2 separate regions of the Homo sapiens genome follow, and region 2 is linked to region 1. The links are chromatin contacts, found by Hi-C or POLR2A ChIA-PET in ENCODE. All regions are on one chromosome and are shown on one strand. The core of a region is the stretch at or near the end of the contact, and the rest is flanking DNA. Distances in the headings are between cores, read along the strand shown.

Region 1 (2,700 bases), core at 55-2,554:
CTGCAGTGCAGTGGCGCAATCTCGGCTCACTTCAACCTCCACCTCCTGGGTTCAAGTGATTCTCCTGCCTCAGGCTCCCAAGTAGCTGGGATTATAGGCGTGTGCCACCATGCCCAGCTAATTTTTTGTATTTTTAGTAGAGACAGGGTTTTACCATGTTGGCCAGGCTACTCTCGAACTCCCGACCTCAGGTAATCCACCCATCTTGGCCTCCCAAACTGCTGGGATTACAAGCTAGAACCACCTCGCCTGGCCTGGCAGTTTGATTTTTATTTGTATTTATTTTTTATTTTTTCTTTTCTTTCTCAGTCTCCAGCCTCCCGAGTAGCTGGGATTACAGGTGCACGCCACCAGGCCTGGGGAATTTTTCTATATTCTGTAGAGACGGGGTTTCGCCACGTTGCCCAAGCTGGTCTGGAAATCCTGAGCTCAAGCAATCCGCCCACCTCGGCCTCCCAAAGTGCTGGGATTACAGGCGTGAGCCACCGCGCCCGGCCGAATTATTTAAGAAGCGAATTTCTTAGTCTATGAAAATGACGTTCAACGGCAAATGGCAAAATGAAGTTCTGACTTTTCCACCTGTAAAGTAGATTGATATGAGCGGGAGTGAGAAGACCTTGTCGCTATCAGTATAAGACAAGAGAACTGAGGGCAGCCAGTTGTGGCCACAGCAACTCTCTGAGTGAATTGCTGCCACACTGGGCACAGAAGCGCACACTCTGAAATCGAATGTTTGGATTCCTTTCTACATAATTCTACTAAAGAGTTATTCCACAGCCTAGGGGCTGCCTTAGAGCCCCGTTTGAGACACTCTGGGCTCACAGATCATGAAGTCAGTGCGCAAACGCGGGCAGACCCTGAACCAGGTGCCCAACGCCCAGCCCTCACTTCCAGAGCTCAGGACTCTCGCAAGAGCGACTCCAGCCCCGGCCTGCCGCTGTCTACATTCGCGCTCTTCCTTCCTCGGGAAACAAACGGTGGATCAGATCTCCAAGGCTCTGAGTTTCCCAGAGTTTGGCCGTGCGCCAGCGCAGCGCAGCCCCTCCCAGCAGCACAGCACAGACCCCACCCCATCCTCCAACGCCCGGGGTTCCTGCTCTATCACCTACACCACCACCACCACGTGCAGGCCCGAGAAGGCAAAAGAGGCCCAGCCACTCTCACCGGGGATTTTATCCGCCTCCCCGGCACACACACACTCTCACTCACGCACTCGCTCGCCGGCCTTCCAGCTGTCTGTGTCCGGGGCGGGGACCGGCTTGGCGCAGCCCGCTGTCAGCGCTCGCCGGCTCCTCGCGCCCCTACCCGCTGCGCTCTGCCCAGAGCAGAAGCCCGGCCGGCCGGCCCACGGGCGGGAGGACGCGCCTCCGCTCGGGCGGAGGCGGCGCGGTGGCTGATCAGAGCGCGTAGGGCTTCGCCGGGGCCGGGAGCTGGGCGCGGTCCTGCTCAGCCCAGCTCACCGCGCGCCGGCCCTCGGCGCCCTGGTTCTGCGGATCAGGTGGGTCCCGCGGGGAGCCGCCCAGGTCCCCGGAGGCCACGAGCAGGACACGGACGGGGGGCTCCGCGCTTGGGAGAGGGTGGTGAGGGAGTGGAGGCGGGCCGCTGCTCCGGCGCTGCCCGGTGTCTGCCCTGCCTGTGTCCCTGCTTTTGTTCTTGTCGCTACCTCGGTGCCAAATCGGACCCAGTTTCTGTCCCTCTGTCCCCATCCTGTGGCCGTCCCTCCCTCTGTCCAGCCTTCCAAGACTGGAGCCTGAAGAGCTGCAAGCTGAGGTTCCCCCACGGGTCCGCGGGGTTGGGGTGGGGGAAGAGAGGGGAGACGCAGGGGACACAGGATGCGACCAAGTAAGTCGCAGTGAGTGAGGGGTCTGTCCTTGCCTGTGGGGCAGGACAGAGGAATGGCTCTTGCCCAGGACAAGATAGGAAGGGCGCGCCTCTGGGAAGGGGAATCTGGGAGTGGGGGGATAAAGTGAGGGTCGCAGGAACCCCAAGGAGGAAGGGAATAGAGAGGGAGATGTCAGAGAGCTTCGGAGAGCCGAGGACTCAGTCAGACGCCCAGCATGGGGAAAGTTTCCGACACTAACTTTGGCATCCGGGGTGCCTGCAGCACTGGGGCGATGGGAGGCGGGAGTTTCCTCCAACTCTTCAAACCTTGCTCCTACTCGAAAAGGACACCACCCCGCGTTTGGAAATGGCAGGAAAACGGCTAAACACAATGATTGCACAAACTCTTGAAGAAAGTAAAAAAAAAAAAAACAGTAAAAAGAAGAAGAAAAAAATGTCAGCGCGCAAAGAGCCAGAGAAGCAGAGGGATTTGAGATTCCTCGATCTTCCCGCTGTGGCGGCCGGGAGGGACTGGGAGGCGCGGAGGGTGTGAGAGCCGCTCCTCCGGCAGGAAGGAACCGAGACCCGAGGCAGGTGTTTTGAGGCTTTGCTCTTCCTTTGCACTCCTTCGGGCTCCTGAGCAGGCCGGGCTGCCTCCTTCCTTTACCTGGAAACAGGCGTGTCTGAGGAAGCAGGAGATGTAGGGTGCAGCCCTGGCCTGCCGCTTGCTGCCAGTAAGGAACCACCTTCCCAGACAGAGCCTCAGTTTCCCCGATTGTGAAATAAGGATACTACTGGAGACCTTCCTTCCAGTCTCTGAGTAAGGAAATGCAAGTGCATGGCGAAGGAGGGCTCTGGGAGTGGGGGGTGTGGAGGACA
Region 2 (2,788 bases), core at 220-2,719, 46 kb before region 1:
GTGCAGCCCCTCTCACTGCATAACCACTTTACCCCCATGGCCTGGCTTTCTCTGCTCAGGGCCTCGTATATGCCCGTTCCTCTGCTGGAAAACCCTTTCCCTCCCCTCCCCTTTGCCTGGTGCTCTTCTGCCCATTCATCAAGAGGAGGTGGAGCCCACACCTGTAATCCCAACACTTTAGGAGGCCAAGGCAGGAGGATCCCTTGAGCTCAGGAGTTTGAGACCAGCCTGGGCAACATTGTGAGACTCTGTCTTTACAAAAAAAAAAAAAAAATTTAAATTAGCCGGGTGGTGGCACTCACCTGTAATCTCTGCTACTCAGGAGGCTGAGCTTGAGCCTGGGAGGTTGAGGATACAGCGAGCAGTGATTGCTGGGTGACAGAGCAAGATCTTTTCTCAAAAATAAAAAACAAAGGAGGGGGAGGGGGAGGGGTCTTCTCCCCCAAAAGCCTTCCCTGACCTCCTCACATGTCTAGTGAGGGGCTCCTCTGGTATTCTCGCACCTCTGCCCTGGGCTTCTTTCTCCCCCAGCACTGATCACATTGGGTGCTAATCTCTGGTTCTTGTGTCCATGAGTTCCTCAAGGGCAGGACAGGATCTTGTCTATTTCTATATCCCTGGCACCAGGCAGGGACCTGTCACAGAGAGAGGCTCAGAGGATGCTTGTTGAATGAATGAATGAGGGAATAAGTTAATGACCACATGAACAGCCACTTCTTCAGAAGGGTTTGGGACACAGGCAGGTCTTCCTCGTTCAACCCAAAAAAACAAATTGTCATCGGAGCTGGCGGGTCCTTTAGAGATGAATCCAGAGGCCAGGTGCGGTGGCTCAAGCTTGTAATAGCACTTTGGGAGGCCGAGGCGGGTGGATCACCTGATGTCAGGAATTCGAGACCAGCCTGGCCAACATACTGAAACCCCGTCTCTACTAAAAATACAAAAATTAGCCAGTCATGGTGGCAGGCGCCTGTAATCCCAGCTACTCGGGAGGCTGAAGGAGGAGAATCACTTGAACCCAGGAGGCAGAGGTTGCAGTGAGCCGAGATCGCGCCACTGCACTGCAGCCTGGGCGACAGAGTGAAACTCCGTCTCAAAAAACAAAACAACAACAAAAAAAAGAGAGATGAATCCAGGATCCAGCAGCATGGACCTTACCTGGGAGCTCATTAGAAATGCGGCTTCCCAGGCCCCACCCCAGATCCACTGCATCAGAATCTGCCTTTAAAAAGATTCCCAGGTGACTCACATGCTCTTAAAAGGTGAGCAGCTCTGCTCCCAAGGGCTCCACCTCCCATTTTATAGACAAGGGAACTGAGGCCTGCGGAGGGCCGGGGCCTGGCGAGGCCTGGGCAGGAGCAGGACGTCAAACTGGGCGGCCTCCCAGCGGCTCCGGTCCCCGCCCCGCGGGTCCTCCTGCTTCCCGCCCCGCCTGGCCTGTCCAGACCTTCCCAGCGGCCTCCTGAGGTCTTTGCAAGGAGCTCGCACTCCCCCTGGCGGGCATAGGGAGGGACGGCCTGGGCTGAGCTGGCCGAGGACGGGGAAGAGATGTGGCCTTAGGGACCGGGCGGGGGTGGAGAGGGCCAGCAGGGAGCCAGGGTGTGAGAGGTGGCCAGGTTAGCGCCCCTGCTTTGGAGAGGCTGCCTGAGCTCATCTTGGCTACTCACCACGCGCCACCTGTGGAGTCCGGAGCCTCTGCTCGCCTCCTGCCAGGGGAAAGAATAAGAATGGAGCCCACCTCACTCGCTCCTCGTGAGGATCCCATGAGGATGCGCCGACGTGAGGGGCCAGCGGGGTGGAAAGCCTCCCGCCTGCAGAACACCCGGAGCGCCTCCGCCTCCATCCCAGGTGTGGGCGAAGCCGGCCTGGGCCCAGCCCAGCGCTGCGCCTCAGCCCCTCGCCTCCCACCCATGGAAGAGGGGGTTTCCAGAGCCCCCAGCGGCCCTCCCCTCGCACTGGGGGTCGCAGGCCCACGGAGAAGGCTGTAGAAACGCCCACTCCTCGGCGGTGGTTGGGGGGACGGTGCCCAGTCCCTGAGGCCCTGGGATCCCAGAGCCTGGATTCCGGAATGGGATGACTCTGGGGGGCAGGAAGTGTCGGAAAAAGCACGTGCTCTGGAGTCAGACAGACCAGGTTCAAGTCTGGCTCAGCCACAGACAGGCCAGTGATCTCGTGGCTCCTGCCTCAGTTTCCTCGCTTGTGAGGGACCTTCCAGGACTGTTGTGACACTTATGTGAGGGCTGTTGAGCACCCTGCACATAGTAGGCCCTATGGTCATGGTCACTGTTGTAACTCACAGCGTACAGTAGGGACCAGAGGATGGGGTCAGTCGGGTGGTCAGCGGAAGATGCCCCCTCACACCAGGGCACTGTCACGCCCAAGTACAGGGGCGGGGTCTCTGAGTCCTTTCTGGGCAAAGTTGTGATATCAGGGCAAAGGAGGGTGGGGGAAGGGACCGGTAAACGAATTGGAGCATGTTTTTTTTTTTTTTTTTTTGAGACGGAGTCTTGCTCTGTTGCTCAGGCTGGAGTGCAGTGTGCCATTTCGATTCACTGCAACCTCCGCCTCAGTTCAAGCAATTTTCCTGCCTCAGCCTCCCAAGTAGCTGGGATTACAGGCACCTGCCAACATGCTCGGCTAATTTTTGTATTTTTAGTAGAGACAAGGTTTTGTCATGTTGGCCAGGCTGGTCTCAAACTCCTGGCCTCAAGTGATCCGCTGGCCTCAGCTTCCCAGTGCTGGGATTATAGGCGTGAGCCACCACACCTGGCCTTTTTTTTTTTTTTTTAAC

Evidence for each region. A loop is a pair of places that touch in the nucleus more often than their neighbours do. ChIA-PET counts read pairs that join two places held with the same protein, here RNA polymerase II (POLR2A). Pooled maps may share reads with other maps.
Region 2: a loop to region 1 is called in a map of IMR-90, with 7 times the contacts of the local background. The contact joins the enhancer-like site here to the promoter of GGTA1 in region 1. A Hi-C loop is called at or near these places in 15 of 168 maps with a recorded cell type or tissue (IMR-90, PC-9, Right ventricle myocardium inferior and 8 more) and 13 of 50 pooled maps. POLR2A ChIA-PET finds 5 or more read pairs at or near these places in 6 of 52 experiments (A549, HEK293T, K562 and 3 more).

The regions. Positions count from the first base shown.
Region 1 is chr9:121,498,448-121,501,147 of GRCh38, reverse strand. It overlaps GGTA1 (glycoprotein alpha-galactosyltransferase 1 (inactive)), which reads left to right and starts at 1,304. Exons shown (of 6, transcript NM_001382585.1): 1 at 1,304-1,498. RefSeq lists a silencer at 1,255-1,354.
Region 2 is chr9:121,544,837-121,547,624 of GRCh38, reverse strand. All of the region lies in intron 1 of LOC107987016 (a long non-coding RNA gene), which reads left to right. Among named protein-coding and RNA genes, the nearest start is that of GGTA1, 46 kb to the right of the region's middle. RefSeq lists a silencer at 1,406-1,455. Within about 2 kb of position 1,469, at least 2 of the 41 ENCODE cell types and tissues checked have a DNase peak (open chromatin) inside an H3K27ac peak, as active enhancers do; they include heart right ventricle, where a contact is called at or near this core.